Linked DNA regions of Homo sapiens: region 2 is linked to region 1. Evidence: read pairs that join two places in POLR2A ChIA-PET (ENCODE). Cell type or tissue: GM12878. All regions are shown on one strand. Links, peaks and the distances in the headings refer to the core of each region. The heading gives the core; the rest is flanking DNA.

What was found. ChIA-PET counts read pairs that join two places held together with the same protein. Peaks named below come from ENCODE experiments on the same cell type or tissue, not always from the same donor. Only the 100,000 strongest peaks of a DNase experiment are listed, where the experiment ranks them.
Region 2: POLR2A ChIA-PET joins it to region 1 with 5 read pairs; 3 of 35 experiments call an interaction of 5 or more read pairs at or near these places.

What each region holds. Positions count from the first base shown.
Region 1 is chr4:113,831,799-113,842,880 of GRCh38, forward strand. No RefSeq gene overlaps it. Among named protein-coding and RNA genes, the nearest start is that of CAMK2D, 76 kb to the left of the region's middle. In GM12878, for the core only: no CTCF peak of the experiment used is centred there; a DNase peak (open chromatin) is centred at 5,833; H3K27ac peaks cover 2,053 bases.
Region 2 is chr4:113,952,214-113,963,295 of GRCh38, forward strand. All of the region lies in intron 1 of ARSJ (arylsulfatase family member J), which reads right to left. Among named protein-coding and RNA genes, the nearest start is that of ARSJ, 22 kb to the right of the region's middle. In GM12878, for the core only: no CTCF peak of the experiment used is centred there; no DNase peak of the experiment used is centred there.

The sequences.
Region 1 (11,082 bases), core at 4,880-7,379:
ATAGCCAACACAGGTGATGGCAGGAACAAATTTGAAGCCAGAGGTTGAGGGAGAGGTTTTGGCTGGGAATTCCAGGCGGGCAGTGTCTTTGAAAGTCCTTATATGGTAGTCATTAGTGCTGCTTATCAAATACTTCTGGCTTCCTTCCTCCTGAGTACATGATAGGACTAATACTTCTGGCACCTTTTTGGGTAGGGGGAGCCATGTCATTAGTTCCAGCCAAAGAGCTATCAGCAGAAGTGGCATGTGCCATTTCCAGGCCTAGAATTTACCTGCTTGGATAAGACACTCCAGAGCTTGGTGTGCCTTCTGGCTCATTGATTGGCAATATCCATGAGCTCAGGTCCCTCTGTAACTATGAAGAGGTGAGCCTCCCAGTTGATCCATGGTGGACATGCAGGGCAGGAAATGAGCCCTTGTTATTTAAAACCACCGAGATTGTTGGCTTGTGTTTTACCTCAATGTTGCCCAGCCTGTTTTAAGTAATATAGCTAATAAATGATGAGGGTAAAATTGGCAGGCTATATATAAGAAGTTTTTCCAGTTATCCATTGTATGTAACAAACCACTCCAAGACTTAGTGGCATAAAAATAACAAAAGTTCTATTATGCTTATGGATTCTGTGGGCTCAGAATTCAGAAAAGCCAAAATGGGGCTGGCTCTTCTCTGTTTCACAGTGGCTGGGGCCTTGGTTGGGAGGACTGGAATGACCAGGGTTAGAATTATCTAACCTGGTGGCTTCTTCATGTACATGTCTAGCACGTGGGCTTGATGGCTGAAGGATAGGGTCAGCTAGGCCTGTCCAACAAGCACCTCCATGTGGCTTAAGCTTTTCACAACATGATCAAAAGAATTTGAGAGGAAGCATCCAGAGAGCAATTATTCCAGAAGTCTAGTGGAAGCTTTTTGGTCTTTTATTACACATGGCATCAGCTCTGTGCATTGTGTTAGTTATGAGAAAGTCATTAGGCCAAGACAAAATTCCAGGGGTGATGGTGGTAGGGGGGGGTTAGAGTTAGACTTCACTTCTCCGTGGGAGGAATGTCAAAGAATTTGCAGCCATTTTTTTAAAAGCCATAATGGAAGGGTAAAGAAAAGATTGCATAGTCACAGAAGGAAACACTTGTATAATGTGGTCAAATCACGGTTCATTTCATAAAAACAAGATGCTATTTTTGTATAGTGTTCTGCAGCTTATAATAAACGTTCACATGCCTTATCTCATGTGATCCTCCCAACAGTTCCATGATGTAATGCAGGACAGTTACTTTTATCTCTAGAAAGCAAAAGAAGAAGAATAATTCTGAGAGGAGTCTGAACTAACTAAACGCTATACCACTGAAATGGATATATAGACATTTAAATTGATCTTCTAATACTTCAAACTACCAATAATTACTCTGGATTAAACAAATAAAATTGTATGCTCACTAGTTATTAGGCACTTTCTTTGGTGCTATGAATATACAAAGATGAGTTAAATATTTTTTCAAGATCTGGAAAAGGCAAAGTTGTAAACAGAAAACAAAGCCAAAGGCAGAATGGCATAAGAGCTAATGATAACGGTCCAGTGACAAGAATATGTAGAGGAAGAATCACTTAGTTTAGATGATGAGAAAGTGGTATTTAAGCAGAGTCTTGAAGAATTAGAAATGTTTAGATTGGTGGAAAAGGTAGACAGAACTTCTCCAGCATGTGCAAAGGCACAAACTACTTGTGTTCAGAGTTTACTACTGAAGAAGAAACTGTGACTGGAGTATAAGGCAAAAAGAAAAAAAAAAAGAGTAGAGGGGAAGCTGAAGGTGTACGTTAGTCAATTCACTTCAAATTGTCTCAAGCCTGCCTATGATGCCTTTATTTTGAGAGCTATGCAACAGAATATATTAAGTATTTTTCATGTACAAATCATTTTCCATCTTTGGAGACTACTTATTGTCACTAAGCTCTTTATCATCGCATACGTTTCTTCAAAATCATCTCAGTTAATGGTCTCACTCTCACTGCAAGCTACTGTTTTTGGTTACAAACTGCTTATCTTTCTGACAGAGTCTTTGCTAGGTTTTTGCATCCACATATTGACTATGCGAGAAATTAATAATACTGTAGATGGTCTTGAAATTTTCAAAAATCTTGAAGGAAGAGAGAATTATTAAAGGAATAAGCAGAGAATTATTAATGAATTTTTTAGAGTCACTCTCACAATGACCTACCTCTAAAATAGCATTGAAAAAATAAAGCATCTTTCTTCTTGGCTGATTTTCAAAACGATCTTTCTCCAGTTTTTAACACCTTTCTTTAAGCTACTCCATCTTGTTCTACCCCTACACCTCCTATCCTCTCCTCCCTCAAATTGCTAAAAATCCATAACCTGTTTGTTTTCTGTTACCCACCATTAAATGTCCTTCTGGATGAGATGAAAAGCTTTGCACTTTCAATAAAATATTATCTCACCAGGATTTTTTGATGTAACTTTTTATGACCATTAGGAGACAGTGAACATGAAATGATTAAATAGAAATGACTTTAAAGTACTGTTGCTAGGAGTATTTAATGTATTACCTTGAAAGTGTAATGACACTGAGCATATGGATCTTATTTCATTTTATGCTCCAAACAGGAAATTACTTTTTTGCCTAAAGGAGTTTAAACTGTTGTAAAGTTCCCACAGCATAGAGAAGAATATCGGTCCTGCAGAGAGAATGCAATGATTAAAGCAGAAGACGTCAATCCTGATCTAAAGAACAAGAACACCACACTGCCAGCAGGCTGGGGCATATTATGTGAGTGAAACCTTCTGCAGAAATCACTTGAGTATAGCAGCACAATTAAAACCCATTAATAAGAAACCAGGAGGAAGAAAACAGATACCCCGGACCCAATTAGCTGAACAATGAACTGCAAGAGCTGTATAGAAATAGAATCCATCATAGCACCAAGAGTTAAAATATACCATCAAATCCCTTAGGAAAATGTACAAGTACCCTGCACACACGTATACGTGAGGTTGCACAGTAAACTGGATGTATTTTTTATTATAAAATGTGGGGCCAGCTAATTTAAATAACCATTTTTATCATTTTTATAAGGTTCAAAGTCTTATAGATATTGTTAAATATAGAATCCTAAGTGGAATGATCCAACATCTAGCTTTTACAGTTAGGATCCTGGTGCTTTGATCGGTAAAAACCTGGAGAGAGGTAAGTATCAGAATTAGGACTTTATGAAATATGCTACATGTTTCATATGTATTCCTGTTATATGGAGAATAATTTGAGACAGAGTGCACAAGTAATTTGACCAATGTTACCCACACGGGTAACAGTACACAGTTCAGTTCAGAACCTGAGCTCTGAGCTGAGGCTGTTTCCTTTATTCACTGCTGCTTCAAGGCTCAGGAAATACCTCCTGCCTTACCCTTGAGTGGATTCAGGGTGGAAGGCATTACTCACAATTGTCCTGGTGGTAGAAGCAGAATTCCTGTATTTACTCACTGATTATTTTTGTTCTGGACATTGGGCCCCTCTGATGTTAATATAAATATCACATTAATTTTTTTAAAAAAGAATTAATACTCTCATGGTGACAGCCACAGTTTACAAATGATGTTGCTGAAAGTAACAATACTTCACTTTAAGGAAAAAGATGCGATTGGTATCTACTAGCAAATTAGCATACTTTTTCGTCTGAGTAAGTTTAAAGTCTTTTGCTGAATGTCTGACAGAATTATATTGAGTCAAAGCAATAAAGATGGTGATGAATTCTATACATTCTACCTCTTAAAGGTAGTTTTGGTTCAGAGAAGAGAATTTTGGATTACAATTACATAATTATGCCAAAATGTGTTTACAAGAATAAGTAGGCAACAATTGCTCCTTCTTAACAACTGCAACTTTGGCAAAATGCATAACTTTCAGAGATTCTCAGGATCTAAGAGAAAAAGATTCATTAGAACTGTAGACATTAATGATGTCTAGTTGAAAACATATTTTCAGCAGTTAGCACTTCTAGAATTGGCATCAGCTTAAATGTTTTTAATCTGCTCACATAAAAGGAAATTATATATTAAATGTTCAAAGCAATTATTTTTTGTGTTTAACAAAATCTTGCATTAGGAATATGACATAGATGAAAATGAAGTACATAAAAATAAACAAATTGCCTCTCTCACTTTTGGCAGCACCTAATTTTATGCAGTTATCTTTAATATTATATCAACTACTCATTTTTCCACAAATATGCATGAAAATCATGTTAAATATTTTTTAAAGGCATTTGCTATCTCTTGAGCGAAATTCTTGATATTCTGCTCTTATAATATTCCCAAGGACAATAAAAAAGTATACGCTGTTTTCAAGGGCAATTGCTCATTAGCAGTGGAGCTGACATGTCCAATTCAAAGCATTGGTAAGTCAGCCCCGAGTGAAATGGACACAGCTGGATTACTTTACCTAGTTTTACATGGCTAATTCAAAGTACAGCTTATTGATTTAAGGATAAAACATCATACCCTGTTAAACAATGTAGCTTGGCACCCATTTGACTTAGGAAAAATCTAATTCAATACAGCCAAATGTTTATATATACAAAGGAAAGTACTAAGACACTACGATGAAGATTAACAAGTAGTTTTTAAGACTACATTGCAGACATGTTTACATCACTAAGTATGTTTTGCTTAAAGTGTTCTAGATTTCCTGAGTTATTAAAATATATAAAACAAAAATATAACTCATATACTTAAACGTATACACACATATATACCTGAAAATAAAAATTGATAAATAGCATCACATCAAACTATTTTAAAGCAGGAATATACAGAGACTGTAATGTGGAGACTTCAATAATTTGGACCAGAAGGAATAATGGTCCTCTGTGCGAAGAGGACAGAAAACTGGGGCCAGAGCTGAGGGAATTAACCTGGCTTTTTTGCTGAGTTCGCATCAGAAGGGTGGCCAGCATCCAACATATAATGTTCAAAGGGTGGTGAACTCTTTGGACAGAGGGCAAGGCAGAAAAGATCTGCAAGAGTAGCCACAGTCAGTATTGGGTAGATGGCCATGTGGCTCCTGATGATCTCTCAGTAGACCAGGATTATAGGGAGCAAGATGAAGCCCCCAAAAGCTGAGCCAGTGCCCCTGTGTTCTAGTCTCAGGGGATAATGCTGCTGAAGGCCTGAAAAGCACAGCTATTTAAATGGTGTGCAGATTTTACAATCAGTTAGACCTGGATTATAATCCTAGCTCTCCCACATACTTGTCATGTTATGTAACCTTTTTAAGTTTAACCTCTCTAAATCTCAGTTTAATCACTGATAAAGTAGAGCTAAAAATACTTAGTTCAGAATATTTTGTGAGGATCATGTGATGTAGAATCTAGTGGTTAAGGATTCAGGGACTGAGAATGTAAAGATTAAATTATAGGTTCTGGAACCGGACTCCTTGGATGCCAATTTATGTATTTGGGTAATTTTACTTAATTCTCTCTGCTTCAGTTTTCTCATCTCTGTGAATGGGGAGCTAAGTGCTCCTATCTTTTAGGGTTTGTTGTTAATGCCGGGTATGTAATAGTAATCAATGAGGTTAATTATCATTATCTGTGCCATTATATGAACATACAAAAGACTTTTGTTGTTGCTACTATTTTTGTTATTAAGACAAGAATATTTACATGAGCTAAACATGGCAGTGATGAGAAAGCTGTGATTAGTGAAGACCTGTGAAACCAGGGCTCCTCTAAAATTTAAAGCCACAAGCTTAATTCCAGATATGTTGAAATAGGTTCTATGCTGAGCATGTGTGATTTGCCATTACCAAGAATGACTCAGCATCTGAGTAAGTAAGGATCACTCTAAATGAAAAGGCCATAAGCTAAGGCTGAACAAGAAAAGGGAAGTGAGAAAATACAAGACCATGCAGCCAGCATTGTAAGTTTTAAGAAGAAAACTAGATACGTGCCTACTGAGAATTTTGTTATGTCTTTCTCAGAGTTATTATAACATCCCTGGCTTGTTCTGCTCTGCTAAGAAGCTGCTGAAGATGTGTCACAATAAGTCATTTCTCACTGGGATCATCCCTTTAATTGCATTTTTAAAAAATGTACACTAAAGAACATTACTAGACACTTAGATTCTCAAGATCTTAATTTCCTTAGCTGAAAAATTGAGGGATTGTATAAGTTCTGTAATAACCTTTCAATTGATAAGTTATATGATTCTATGATCACATACCATATTTGGCTTTCCCTAGCATGCCACCTTCAGAGAGAGGAATGTGTGATAGTTGTAGCCACATTTTAGGAAGGTCCTTAGGGAACTTCATGTAATTAAAAACCTTTGGTTAAAGTCCACTGCCATAAATTCAGTGCTATAATGGGCTCTATTCAGTAGAGATTTCAATTTATAACATGTGTACATTAAATAAGGTAATTTATAATGAACCAAAGCCTGAGGGAGATCTGACTATTTTTCAGTACATTGTATTTTACCATTTTCTATTACAGGGTAGAACTGCCTATAAGGGGAATTGCTTCAAAATTTATGTTACGATTCATATTGGAAGCTTCTCACTTCACTTGATTCATTAAATCTTATAGCTATTCTAAATTCTGAAGTACTCCTGGCTTTGTACATATTATCTGTCTCAATAGTCATCATTACTTCTTCAGAAGCATTTTGCTTTTTTTCTCCTATGATATATGATGAAGCAACAATTATAACTGACATCTTCTAAGAGTAGCATGTGGCACCCTGTGCTCAGTGGGTGAGCTGCATTATCTCATTTAATCTTCATAGGAACCCTGCAAGGCAGGTGCTATCAGTACCGCTATTTTATAGAAGAGTAAACTGAGGTTTTGACAGTGTCACTATCTTGCTCTGGGTTACACAAGTGGCGAAGTTGGGACACTCTGGCTACTAATTTCACACTTCTAATTACTCAGCTTTCTAGATGACCATGAGGGAGGGATTGACAACAAAGATGGCAAAAGCTTCTGCATTTAAATGTGCAACCTTCACTAACAAAAAAACCTCAAAATGTTCAAGTGTACTTTGAGCACTTACCGTTATTTTGTAGAATTTGGGAATTCTTTCTAACGGCAAGTATTTTGTTTTCTAAAAGTCTGTCCACTGTACTTTTCTCAGATGGACAAATCTATTAAAATCTATTTTTAGTAAAACTAACAATTCATCCATGCTTTCAGTAAGTTCAGTAATTATTTCTTTTTGGAAGTGGCTTATAAAACTTCCCTGGAGCATCTTTGCCTTTTATGCTCTTGAAAAAATAAATTATTCTGAGTTCCCTCTGTCCTTAAAGAGCTGTTATTACTAACTGAATCCTTAGCATCACAAATAGGCCAAGGGGTAAGAGGCTTTTATTGATACTGTTCATTAAAATATTCATAACTAGGAATTTAAGATGCATTCCCTGTTGAGTGCAATCAAGCTATTATTGCATTTGTGTATCTTTCACCTAGCTTTTTGGAAGTAATTTTCCAAACTATAAAAAGTGTTAGATCTTATAAGTGGAGCACATACTTTTGGTGTATTGTGGGAGACTGGGAATGTGACAGACGCTTTTTCTCTCCCCAGGATGTCTTGTCAATTAATTCTTTAACCACTAATTGATGGGTGGTACAAGACACTGGGCTAGGTACTTTGACAGATACGGAAAATACAAGTATATGGTCCCTGGGACAAAAAGATGTATATTTAAAGAAATCAAGAACAACTTATAAAGTCTCACGAGAATACTGACAGCACTAAATTCTTTACAGAGAGAGGAATTTGTGTGGTGTTGTTTTGGAAGATTTAATAGAAGTGGTGAGCTTTGAGCTTGTTTCTGAAGGATGAACAGGAGGTAAAGGCCGGGAGGGATACAATAAACTAAATCTAGAGGCAGGGCCATAACCTCAAGACATGCTCAGGACAGCAAATATGTCCTCCCAGCTAAAGGGAATATGTGTGTAAGGGCAAAATGAAAAAAAAAAAAAAATGAGGATAGTGTGTATCCAGGTGGTAAAGAAGCTTGAAGGCTAATTTAAGAAGTTGGATCTTAATCATCAAAAGAGGCAATGAAAGTTTGTAAAATGGATAATCAACATGGTGGTAAAAACAATTTTTAAAGAAAGATAAAAATCATGACTCTCCTACAAGGAAGAAAATAAACATTCATTAAAGATGATATTGTGACGGTGGCCTGCAGTCACCTCATGGCCATCCAGAATTACAAGGCTGTCTGCAGAGATTTGAAAAATGGCAACAAATGAAAGTGTCAGCATCTTTAGTTCAGCATCCTTGGCTGTGGAGTATGTAGATTCACTTTCACCTGAGAATCCTCTGCAAGAACCATTTTAAAATGCGTGGAACTATATGCATTTTATATGAAATAAAATAAAATGTATAATTACATGTTGAATAACTATACAAAGTTCCAAACTGCAAGTAACTTGAAAAATCTTTTAGATATATACCGGTCATTTCAGAAAATCCTTAATAGTGGTGTTGGCTTTATATTTAACTTTAAACATCATTTAGAATTTGCCTAAAGATCAAAATGTCATGCATTGAACCTTATCAATTGATAGTAGTGAATGACTGAAGCTTCCAAATCATGAAAAACCAACACCAAGAACTTCCATTGTTATCTGGAGTTGAGAGTTTGGGCTGATTCTCTCTTTGAAGAGTCCTTTTTGATTGCAGTGCAGTACCGGCATCTATGAATTAAAGCATTTCTTGATGTAAGTGGAGTATTTTAGTCTAAAGATTTTTCAAGTTACTTGCATTTTTTAAATTGAGAAGCTTTATTTCTGCTGTTTACCCTTTCATTTTTATATATCAAATTTCCATCGTCATTAAAACTGTATCTTGAAACTTTGTGAACTGACTTGCTATATTTGCACTTTGAACTATTGAAATAAATGTTAACTTTTGTCTGACAAAATAGATGATGTAACTCATAATAAAGGGAAAAGGCAAATGTTAAAAAAAACTCAAAGAACAGACACATTTATTGATTAGGAATATTGAAATGAATGTGCAAATGGAGGCAGAACTGTTGTTTTAGAATAAGGAGGGTGTCTCTTCACTGGACGGAATATTTGCATGTCTATAGGTAAGATTTATTTTGCATCTTTATTAGCTATCTACAAAGTATAAAGTTGTAATAATCAGAAAACTCAGTGTATAGTGTTGTGCAAGCTGATTTGAAATGGAGGCTAAAGGTCTGTTTAGTGGTGGATAGGATGTCTATAGTGTGAATGGTATAGGAGAAAGGAATGTAACAGCAAATATGTGGTCTGGACATAATTTCATGATTAATCATGAAATTACAAGGGACAGTGAAGAATGTGTGATATATGTGAGTTTCTAATTTCCATCCCTGTGCAAATAAGAGTAGTATAGACAAATATAAAAACCACATGAGCTTAATTTTATACAATCGAGTCTAAAGTGCCATTTAAATGGAATTGTCCAATTGCATTCCTTTTATTTACTTTCCACAGTGGGAATTGCATGTTCTACTCTACTGTTATACTTTCCCTAGGAATTTATACTCTGCTAGAATAGTGGGCACTTCTCCTGTGAAGTGAGCTCTTCGGAGTGGTAAGCAGGATGCAGGCAAAAGAAGGCCTATTATATATCAGTATAAAGAGACTTATCATTGGATAAGGCATTTTGTTTCTAGAAAGTGCCTGAAATGAAAATATGTTTCCTTGCAAGTAAGATCTTCCTTTCTGAGGCTAACGCTATCAAATTGGTGTGTCAAAGGAATAACAGGACCCAGAGGAAATGTGGCTCAGGGCTGGTAAATTTTGAGGCTGGAAAATGATAAATATTTATTGTGTGCTGTTCGTGTGCATGGCACTCTTTTAGGTATTTTCCTAGCATTACCTTCTATTACCCTCACAAGAACCCAATGGGGTAGGTGATATTAGTATCTCCACTTATGAACAAAGAGACTAAGAGAGTTTAAGTTACTTGCCATGGCTCACAGGCCTACTAATGTCAGAGCCAGGACTGAGCTTGGGCTTGTGATTCCATACATGCAGCTACTTACCCCTCTCCCCTGCCACTTATGAAGAGTAAAAGGTTCACAGTGAAGGCTCTTCAAGGGAAGTCAGAACTAAGATGAGGGTTATAGCAAAAGTCCTGCCCGGAAATGTGAAAGTTCTGCATGTCTGGGGACAGGAAAATAGAAGTGCACAAGGAAAAGAAGATCATTCCTAGCTGGAAACCTGGAGGTTTTGAATTCAAGATAACAAGGATATCAAATTTTATCTTAGGATTGTGTCTTTACACAGAGTTGTTTCTTTGGGAACAATCAACATTCTGGTAGGAGTGTGGGCTATGAAACACCACCTGTAAATTCATAAGTGTCTTTGCTATTTACTAAGCAGTTTAACACTGCACAATGTGCTCTCTGTGCTGCAGTCTTCTCAACTGTAAAATGGGTATGACAGCTTCATTAGCATTATTGTGAGGAATAAATGAGTTCACTTGTAGAGCACTTAGAACAGTTGCCGGAACATAGTAAGCATTCTGTGAATATTTGCTATCATAAACAACATTGATTATATTAATGACACAATTCACTTTCCAGAGCATTTGAGTATATTGTGGTTGTATCAGTCATGGTTCTTTAAAGAAACAAAACCAATATGATATGTGTGTGTGTGTGTGTGAATCTATCTATCATCGGTCTATCTATCTATCTATCTATCTATCTATCTATCTATCTATCTATGCATATATCTATATCTCTTTATTTTAAAAAGTTAATTCACATGATTGTGAAGTCTTGGCAAGTCCAAAATTTGATGAGGGAGGCTGGCAGGCTAGAGACTCAGGAAAGAGTTACAGTTCCAGTCCAAAAGCGGTCAGGCTGGGGACCCAGGAAGAGTCGATGTTGAAGTACAAGGCAGTCTGCTGGAGAATTCCTTCTTGCTTCTGGTGGGTCACTCTTGTTCTATTCAGGCCTTCATCTGATTGGATGAGGCCCACCCACATTATGGAGAGCAATCTTCTTCACTCAGAGTTAACTGATTTAAATATTAATCCCACTCAAAAGCATCCTCAGAGAAAC
Region 2 (11,082 bases), core at 5,359-7,858, 120 kb after region 1:
AAGAAATTTAAGTGATATATTTTGGGCTTGAATTATTTTCAAACAATTTAAGACCACTTCTAATAATCACCAATTCCTGTAGTAACTTACTGAATAAAAACCAACTTCCCAGCCAACTTGATTTTTTAAAATCAGGGAACCACAGTCAACCTATTAATTAGTTTTATTTCTAAAATCCAGACTTCTCTCTTTTTTGACATTGAGATACTAGTCTTCCATATCCTTGCTTTTTATGAGTCTTCAATGAATGCTTTAAAATATTTTCATACGCATATCAATATTTAAAATATGGCATGTAATGTAATGCACTCTGGGTTCTCAATTTAGCGAACTGTTCCTACAGTCTGTTAACCCATGAAACCAAGCGCTTTAATACAAGGTTAAACGCTTGGGTGAGGTAATGCTGAAAGCAGTCACTAGAGGGAAATAGAGGGCTGAGAACTAGGTACAGGAATGGTCGACCCCTGGTTAGAAGGACCAAGAGAACGATAGGCTGGAGAAGGCTAAACCTCTGTAGAAGAGGCTACTCTCAGGTTTACCCCGAAATTCCACTTTAGATATGGTTCACATAAGAACAGAGATAGAGCTGGGACGCAATCAAGACAGATCAGCCAGTCAGCACTCAGTTGGAAGACACATCAATGACAAGGTTTTTAGGAAGTTTGATATCAATGCCAGAAAATGACCTTGAAGCAGGAGTCTTAGTGTCATGGTTGAAATCTGCAGTCCAAGCTAAGATCAAAATTATATCAATTCAGCAATAATCGTTACAATTTATTGACTGTCTACTATATATCTAGCAATGAACCAATATTATCTCCCATTCTTGGAACAAGCTTTGGAAAGTAATATTTTCCCCATTTCACAAAAAGGAAACTGAAGAACAGGATTTAAGAAATTTAAGTGGCAAAACTGGGATCTCAACAGAGATTAGTTGAGCTGCAAGGCATGTACTCACTATGCTGAAAGACTGGACAATACCGTATTCTGATTCAATAATTAGAACTCTGGGAAGAGAGCTGTGGAAAAGCTTGGAGCAATCTTCTCCTCAACTCTAAGGCCTTCTGTCTTAGAATTTGCGGTGAGTGGACACATCTTCTCACTTATCATAGGCTTCTATTTTCTGTAATCAAATTTCATCAGTCCTTCACAGATTTGAAGTTCATTCTGCTTTTTTAGGACCATGCAAACAAAATATATCCTATTAATACATTTCATTTTCTTTAAAGTCAAGGCAAATGAATACTTTGTAAACATAATGTATGGCTTTTTAAAAGTTATATGTAATGGATACAAACTTAGTACAGTGAAAATTCTCAGTGACAATTTGAATTTCCAATAGGATTTGAATTTCCAATAGGATTTGAATTTCCAATAGGATCTGCACCTCTTGGCCGAAATACTGGCCACATAAACATGGCACCAGATCTATCTGGTAAAAATGCATATTAAGTAGTTAAGGCAGCAAATGTTTATAGGGGGTAAAAGAATTTTCAGTTTTAGCATCTGTAAAGCCAATATTAGGTGAACAGGTAAATGAATTCAGGGATAAAATGATCAGTAGCAGCATAATAAAAGGATTTTAAAAGCACTGAACCTTAAATAACTCAATGGAAGTAAAGAGAAAGTTCAAAAAATGATTCACAAGATAGCTCAAGCGATAAGGTCCCTGATTTCAAGGATGTATACATATGTTTGAATAAAATTGTTTCAAGAAATCTGAGGTTCAAAAGGCAATATTTCTAAATATACTGGAAGCATTCTAAAACAAGCTAGAGTACTATAGTAATAAGCATGGTTCTTTATAGTTTTCCTGTTCTGGGTTTCTAATGCTTTTCTCAAGACAGAGGTAATTAAAATAATATATTACCATCAAAATCTATGTTAGGTCTTCTGATGGGATTTCCTGTGGTTTCCTCAAGTCACCGACATCTCAGTACATATTTGAATATATCCATTACATATCTCAATGTGTTTAAACCTATTAAGAATGATCTCCCTCCTGTTTGTCTTCTTCCTCCACAACATATATGAATACAAGATTCCTTGCAATTAATACAAATTTCTTCCTTAAACTTAATAATGTTTTCTTAGCAGATTTCTCTGATCCAAAAAAAGTAATTTGCAAGGAATATGAAATAGAAAACAACTTCAGGTTTATAGACTGGAGACCCATAATTCATATTATTTGTTATGTTTTCATCTTTTCTGAAAATACAGATTTTAAATACTTGTAAAAAATAAATGGGATGTTTGTTTTAAATTCTGCCTCAATCCAAATACCTGGAAAGCCCTGTATTTCGAAAACTTGAAATTTCATTCTAATTTTATTTAAGGTTAAACATAGAAGTGTGCTTTAAAAGTTCACATCTATCTCCCTTAACTTGGGCTGTACAAATTGTCCCAAAGATTTACATAGTTATTATGGCATTTTTTTGATGCACAAGGAACCAATAGGTGATAATTTATCTCATAGCAGCAGGATAGATGAGCCCAGCTCACACTGGGCACTTACTGAGCAATGTCCTACTTGCTGAAAATGGAATCTTATAAAAGTTGGGCTGTTTCTAAAATGTCCATGGGCATTCTAAACCTGTAGTCTGAGCCAGATGTCTGGAAGCTCTTAGAGATGATTTTTATTTTTTCTAATACAGTCATATCTTTCCCTTTGCTGTTTTCTTTGCACTTATCTGTCTTGTCTTATTTTGGTTTGGTTCCTTCTGTCCCTGCTGTAAACAGAAGTATGTCCTTTCTTCTCCCTCTCAATTTATTGACTTTTCTTTTTCTTTTCTTTTTTTTTTTTTTGAGCATATGTGAGCATACAGCATCTGTTTCCAAGCCTATACCAGATGGATGAAAATAATTATTGGAGAAATCTGAGAAAAGGAAGATCAAGGCACTTTTAACATCAGCAGAAGATAATGAAAGGGTAGAACAAAAATTGAAAACCAGAGACACTGTCAGGAGTAAACTAAAGCCACTTCTCAGAGTTTCCATAGATCCAATGGCACTGCCATAAATCTAGATTGAGAAAGTCCATTAGCAGTTATTGCAGATACAGTTACCTTCTCCTCACCCCAAATTCTAAATAAAATATATCAAAATAAATGAACAGATTGGTTATTATTTAAATATTAACCCAATTTGCCAGCTTCTTTTAGGTCGTAAATTTGCATGGACTCATGGTAATCCAAATGACTGTATAACCAATCAGGATATTTAGGAAAAAAAAAAAAAGAATCAGTGGCAATACTCAAGCCCAGGTTCCATGCCATCTGCAGGAGCTGTGCCACCGTTTTTATTATAAAAGAAACTACTATTAGGATGCAGTCGGACTGGTTTTTCCAAGCACTAAATCCATATGGGTAGAACTCAATAAATACCATGCACATAATAATTACTAACATCTGTAGAGTGCTTTCCGGTCTACATGTTGCTTTGTTTAACCTTCATAACTGTTATAATCCTCTTTTATAGCTCAGGAAACTGAGGCTTAGGGAGGTAAAGTGATCTAGTTAAGAGCACACAGCAAAAAACTTTTAAACCATAAATTTTGACTCTATAATGAAGTTTTTTGATTCCAAATCCAGAGCTTCTGCTACCTTGTGGTGCCTCTCTGAAAATGTTTTAACAACAATAATGTTGTGATTATACCTTTCAATGTAATTTTTAGAAAATGTTGCCTTTTAGTATCTTCCAGCCACAGCAGCTAATATTTTATGAGGTCATATTTCTGAGTTATTTGTAGTATGGAAACTGAACATTTGAAAACATTATTGAAATCTATTTAAAAACTGTTATTTGGTTAATTTGTAAACCTCAACCTCCTTGCCTCAAGTGATCCTTCCACCTCAGCCTCCCGAGTAGCTGGGACTAAAGACATGCACCACCATGCCTGGCTAGTTTTTGTAGAGACAGGGTTTTGTCATGTTGCCTAGGCTGGTTTCAAAGAGTTTGTAGTGATTTTGAAAGCGAAAGCAAGCTAGATAAAGCCTACTTTATGAAACATGTGCTTGGAATAAAATAGATTAGGATTTAAACCCATAATAATAAAGAGCCACGCCACCTCTCCTTATAGGGAATATTTAATATATTCCCCTAGAACATAAAGAGTTAATTGTTAATCACTTAACAGGAAGACTAGGAGAAGGGGTTCTACGACATTAAAAGCAAAAATGGGAAGAAATGTTTTAAATAAACTAGAAATCGGTGGGACCACACATTCACTTAATAAATCTTTACTGGCCATTTACTATGTATCATATAATGCCAAATACTTGGGGAAATTTAAATTTTAGAAGACAAAGCCTATCTTTTTGAAGAGCTCAAAGTGCAATGGAGAAGAAAGCAATGAATAAAATGTTTGAATTAAGAAGGAGAAACTTGTCTGCAGGAATAAGCAAAGGAAGTAAAATTAAATTAGAGTTCTGAAGGATAAATTGTATCTTCACAGGATGAGAAATGGGTAAAATGCATTTGGAAAGGAGCAGCTCACGCAATGGCATAAAAGTATGAGAAAGAGATTAAGTTCATGCAATGGTGACATGGTCACTGCAAGTAGATCACAGGGTACTTGAACGAGTGGTGAGAAAGGAGTCTGAAAGACTGCAGGGGCCGGTTTGAGAGGGGTCTTTGATGACACGACGAGATGTAGTGACTTTGCAGGCTCCAGGGTGCCAACAGCCTATGCTTTTCAGGCAGGCAATAGCACCATGGAATGTGCAGTTTAGAAAGACAATTCCGGTGGCTTAATGTGGGAAGAGACTGGTGGCAATGCAGTATTTTATAGGCTGTTGCAGCTGTAGCAGCAAGATGGACCTATAGAATTATGTATATTGTCCTAAATTAGAGGGTGTATTTTACTTTAGAATAATCAATGCCGTTAATAATTGTAGGCAGTTCATAATATAAAACGTTTTCAAGCAAGGGCAGGTTTGGGGAGGAAGGCCTTGAGGAAGATTCATTATATAGTAAGCTAATAGGAATAAAGGCTTCAATGTGATGTCCGATGTCTTAGGATGGTGACAGTTCTTTTAGTTTTAGCTCTCCAAAAAGTATTTCCACCATTTTATTTAAATATCTCTATTAGCATCCTTATATGTTAGGGATTTCTTCTTCTTTTAAAAAACTTAATTTCAGAGACCTCTCCTGAGAAAAAAATAGAAAGAAACTCTTTATGCTTGCAAAGCTAATAAGCAATACATTGTATTGGGAAAAAATATAAAAATAAGTAGAGAACCTTTTATTTAAAAATGGAAATAAGTCTTTAAAGTCGTTTTTTCTGAAACAAATGTGGTCTTTTGTTACATTGAGTGGGAAAATCTTAAATCAAACTTTCCAGGATAGAACATTAAAAAACAAAACCCATCAACTCTGAGCTCTCTCTCTACTGTTGAGCACAAAACCAAAATCACAAATGCACAACATTTACTTTCATAGTTCACGGTGACTGATTTGTGTATTGAACACAATGATTTTCTTCCTTTGTGCTTCTTTAAAAAAAGTAACATTAACTTGCAAAAAAGACTCCAAATTGCTTATGTAGGAACAAACTTAAAAGTGAGACAGAATTTCATCTACAAGGCTTAAAACATCTCTTAATTGTTATGATGTAACAGCAGTCTAAAAATTTTTATCAACAAACAAAAAATCAGTCAAGCACACACACCTTCTGAGACCATCTTGTCTGGATAACATCTTCAAAGTTAGGACTGAGTGATTACTAGTCTACGTTCTATGCTAAGGTGCTCAAGAAAAACAACTTCATATTGAGTGACATAAACAAGTGCAGCAAATCTTTTTAAATTTGCATGTTGTTTTGGGAGCCTTTTAAAAGAAACTGTAAGCCAGCATATGGAAAGTTATAAATGGAGCCCAAGTTTGCTTGGAATCTAATTAGAGATGCCTTCCAGCTGTTGCCACTGCCTGGAGCCTCTATTTCCTCTTACTCTCTCCTTCCAAACAAACCATGGAAAAGCAAGCTGAACACCAGTTCTCTTGCCTGACGCAACATGAACTGATTTAGGCAGTCTGGCAAAAAGGAGATGAAAAAATCAGCCTCCTTATTAAATGTTGCTGTACATAAAATGTACAATGAAAATTCAGTCGAATTAAGGACAGAGGTATAGAAGCAAAATTAACGTTAAAAAATTTAAGTGCATTACCAGCAGCACAAAAGGCATTATCAATATTATGACTAAAGACAGCATGGTGTCTAATGTTCACCTATTTGTAGAAAAATGAAAGAATCCATTAATTATTTTTCTATTTGCACTATGTTCTCCAAACTAGACACCTATGATAACCAAAGAAGGTCTTTGAACCCCTAACTTTGATAAAGATCAGGCTCCTACATCATAGATTGGTTATTTTTTTCTCTATGGATATTAACCTGCATGTTTTGACTTTAGCCGATACATATATACAAATAGATACATAACAGAGCTTAAGGCATGGAAGGTTGGGAGAAGGATGTGGCATTGATGTAGCTCTTTGAAGAGAAATAAAATTTCAAATAGGCTGAGAAGAGGGTGATTGTGGTATAAATTTACCTCTCTCATTTCTTTAATCTTCTACTTTCCACTAATTTCCCTATATTTTCTCCTCAGCCTTCACCTTCAAGCATATGTCTCTCTCTATCTTGAAAATATCCTCTCTTGGAACCCGCTATTTTTTAAATTGCCACATTTCTCTTTCCTTTCTTGCAAGATTAAACCCCGCACGCAGGCTACACCCACTCTTGCCATTTCTACTCTACCAACCCTTTTAATAACCTCTTCAGAATCAAACCATTTGTGTTTTGGGAGCGGGATGGGGGTGGGAAGATAAAAATGATGACTTTCTTCTTAAAATAGCAATTTAAAAGCACGATAAAATTTAAATAATAACTAGAGCTGTCTGAAGAGAACATTTCTTTTCAGGCAAATGTGAAATTAAGTAATCTGTTTCATGTTGCGGTAGACATTTTTCTGAATGGCTCACACAGAACATAAACCTTAAAAGCCAACAGCATACTGTGGGGGGAATAATTTCTGTTTACCCTCAGTTCAGTGTTCTGTCCCATTAACAGCTCTACCTCTAAATATGCATGACATTTCCTTTCAAAAATTTTCTGTTTAATGTTTCAAATGCACACACTAGATCTGACTTAGTAAACCAATTCCTTAATAATGAGTCATCTGGCCAAACATGAGTCAGAGTAATAAAGCTCTCGAGACACTTCACTATTTGAACTTTAGGGACATATATAAACCTGTGAACGATTTCACAGCCTGAAGAAAGAATTTTTAGCTGTTATGAGAAGCTGGGTAAGAGAGAACCAGCACTTCCCTGTTTTCATGTCTTATCTTTTCTGAATTTGTAACATTGATTAGAAGAACCTCTGTTCTATGATTTTTTATTTACAGAGATTGCAATGATCATGTGTAGCATTAAAATACAAATTTCACAGACAGTATATTTTACTTTGTGTATATTAAACATGTTTTTTTCTTGAACATTTGGCAACTATAATCAACATGAGATTAACTGTTTCATCAGAATGTGTTTATATGGTTGCATATTATCAAATGGAATTTGGTTTCTGAAAAATGGAATGAAAGTATGGAACAAAATGGCAGAGCTAAAAGTCAGAATATTCCCAACCTTGTATTTTAGTTAATTTTACTGTGATCTATCAGCCACCCAATAGATTTTTTTTCTGAAAGCCTTCTAGTTTCTCTTGTCTTCAAGACTATGTTCATTGGGGTATTAAGTAATGTACCTTCTATCATTGCTTCTCTCTTGAATTATTGTTCTCTTTCCATTCTTAGTGTTATCATTACGGTTTTTTTTCAGTATTTTGTTTCTCATTCAGACAGCTTCCTACTGGTTTCCCTGTTTTAGAGTTGGAGAAATAATAATGAGACATGGATAAAATACAATTAGGCAATGATAAAACGATAAGAAAACAAGGTATTGACAATGAGTTGTAGTGGGCATTTTACAAAATACACATTGATCGAGAATAAATTTTATGTGTGGTTCCCTATACCTGTTCTGGTATGCCTAACTACAGCTTAGTTATTGAATAATAGTTTCCTTGTATGCTTTCCTCACTACTGGGCTATTGAATTTGATGACAAGTGAAAAATTTGAGAGTTTGAGATCATCTGAAAAAGCTTCTCTACTTCACAAACCTTGCTGTTTTATAATTATTTTCTGTGTACCTCCAGTATCCTGGTTTGAATGTTAAAGTATTTCATTTTCATCTCCATGGTGGTGTTATAAAACCGCAGGATTATTAGTGAACTGCCTCAACTTTAATAGCTATAATTGATTCTGGTGTATTCATCAAAATGACAGCTATAATTTGTAGAAAAAAAAGAATCAAAGAATTTTCTTATAAAAGATGTGTTTAATAGATCTGTAGCTTTTTATTATTGCTGCTGCTGATTCATTATTTTTACATTTTATAACTTGATGCTGGTACTTCTTGAGAATGATTGCCTTATTAACATATTACTTATTTGTAGCATTAAGTCAGTAACTTATTTTCTTGATATGTTAAGAAAATTCCCTCAAAGTAGATTGAATAGGGCAGTGTTTTTCAAACAATGACCCAGGAGCCCTGGAGATTGGCAGAAGTGCCCCGAGCCTGCCTTAGAAGGAAGGGGTTGAGGCTGGAACCTGCACTAGCAGATCTACTTTCTTTTGTTTTATATGCTGGACTTCTTTTCCATCAAGAAATTCATTTGACTGAAAAGTGACACATTGAAAAAGAGTTTGAAAAATTATAGAATAAGTTTCAAGTCCAACAGAGAAATAAACCAATTTACCTTTGGCAAACATAGGTAACGTGAACTGGGCAGCTCCTCTAGGTGAAAAATAAGTAATGGGAGAGAGAGACTACAGTGCAGATCCTGAGCAGACACCATGGAGAAGTGACACCCACACTCTGATCACACCTGGAGGAGGCATCCAGCACGTTGGAAGTGAAGTAGCACTTACCCAACAACATAACCTGGGTTGCCTAAAGTTTTACACTTTAAGATTTAAAATAAAGGGGCTTAGAGAAGGGATTTGAACTTGTAAAAGATTATGAGATTCTTATTCTTTAAAAAATAAACAATCACAAATGTTCTTTTGCAGGATATGTTCTGTAGTGCTTGTTCTTAAAATCTAAGAAAGGGAATGTTTGGGCTAACATGTTACATCAGATGGAGGTTGGACGTTTTGATTTCAATACTGTGTGTGGTAACTAAGGTGAATGCATTAAAACAAACATTCCTCTCAATGAAATCTTTCTCAATGTCTGCACAGCTGTTAACTCTTTGGCCCAGAAAACTGCATCAAAAGCCAGCAGTAATACAACTTATGCAGGTTGGCCCATAAACTGTTTAGTGAGTACTTTGCTTTTGGAGAACAAAAAGAAGAGATCACCAATGTGGAAAAGTTGTAATAAATGACAATGTTCTATAAATTAAAGCAAATGACCTATTTTTAGCTATTTTAAAATAAGAAGCAAAATAGGTGGACTTCAAGTTTTAACAAAAATCTTGCCAGATGTAAATCCTTAAAAATTATAATTCTAAAAATGTAAGTGCAGGACCACCAACTACTGCTCAGACTCTTTTGCCTTGACATTAATCCAAGAGAAAGGGAAAAACATGTATGTGTGCCTGTGTTTGTCTCTCTCTCTCTCTCTGTGTGTGTGTGTGTGTGTGTGTGTGTGTGTGTGTGTGTGTGTGTAAACACTTGATATTTGATGCAATCAATAGTCTGAAGTAGCAACATTTTCATTTTGATGAAAATAGGGATGTTGAGTGCATACATTGGCTCTTTCTGTTGATTTCTTTTAATCATCAACCATCTGACCATATGGATGGACTAATAACATGCAGAGTTTTGGCTACAAGTCCAACGTAGTGAAGTAAGGGAGAATGGTGAATTCACCCAGTTCATTCAACTCTGGGACAGCCGTGAGGCCAGACAAGCATGCTTGCCCTAATGTAGCACCCTGCCCCAACATTCACCTGTGCTGCTTTTTCTTTCTTTTGAAATATTAGTGAGTGGCTGAGCCAGAACTCAGATGCAGACCTTCTGACACCACTTACTATGATAAAAGAAAAAAAAATCTATAACTGCAATCCTTCAAAATATAAAACCTAAGGGAGTCAGAAAAAGAAGGGAGAAACAAAGACTATTATTTATTGGTAGGCTTTGAAATGTGAAATATAATTGTCAAAGAGATTCCTGTAACTTGTGATACATGTCTGCTGGAGCAGGCACCTTTTTTTTTTTTTTTTCTAATAGTTGAATGAATAAACTTGAATTTGTCCTTGACTCCTCCTTTTCTTCCTGTTGCATTTGTAGTTCATCAAAAAATCTTGTCTGCTCTATCTGCAGAATATACTCAGAATCCATCACTTTCCATCACCCCTCCCTCTGTCCCATGATCTCTCACACAGGTTAATGCTATGGTCTCTTTAACAGATCCACCTGCTCTCCATCCGACCTGCATGATCTATCCTCAACACAGCCACTAAAGCAGTTCTGTTAAAAATGAAGTTAGATCAGGTTCCCCTTCTGCTCCAAGCTTCCCAGTGGATCCCATTTTAGTCGAGTGAAAGTCAGTGCCCCTGCCTGTGCCTACATTACACTACAGGATCTGGCTTCTTTAACTGCTTTGACCCCATTTCCTCTTAATCTCTCCTGGTCTGTCTCTGAACTAGCTTAGTGGGGCTGTCCTGTAATGGTACTTGAACACACCAGGGGTGTTCCTGTTGTAATACTTATGCATTCACTCTTCTTTCTGCCTGGAGAAGCTACATACAACGATCCCTTCCTTGCCTCCCTTCTTATCAAGGTCTTCCGTGACCTTTGTAATATTGTCCTCTCAATTTCTGTGACTCCCAATCCTCTTTCCTGCCTTATCTTCTTTCTTAGAGCATGTCACCCTCTAGCATACTATATAGTTTTCTTATTTGTGTCTTCTTGCACTAGAATATGAACACCATGAAAACAGGGATTTTTATAGGTTTGTCAACTTATATATTTCCCAGTGTATTAGTCCATCCTCATGTTGCTATAAAGGACTGCCTG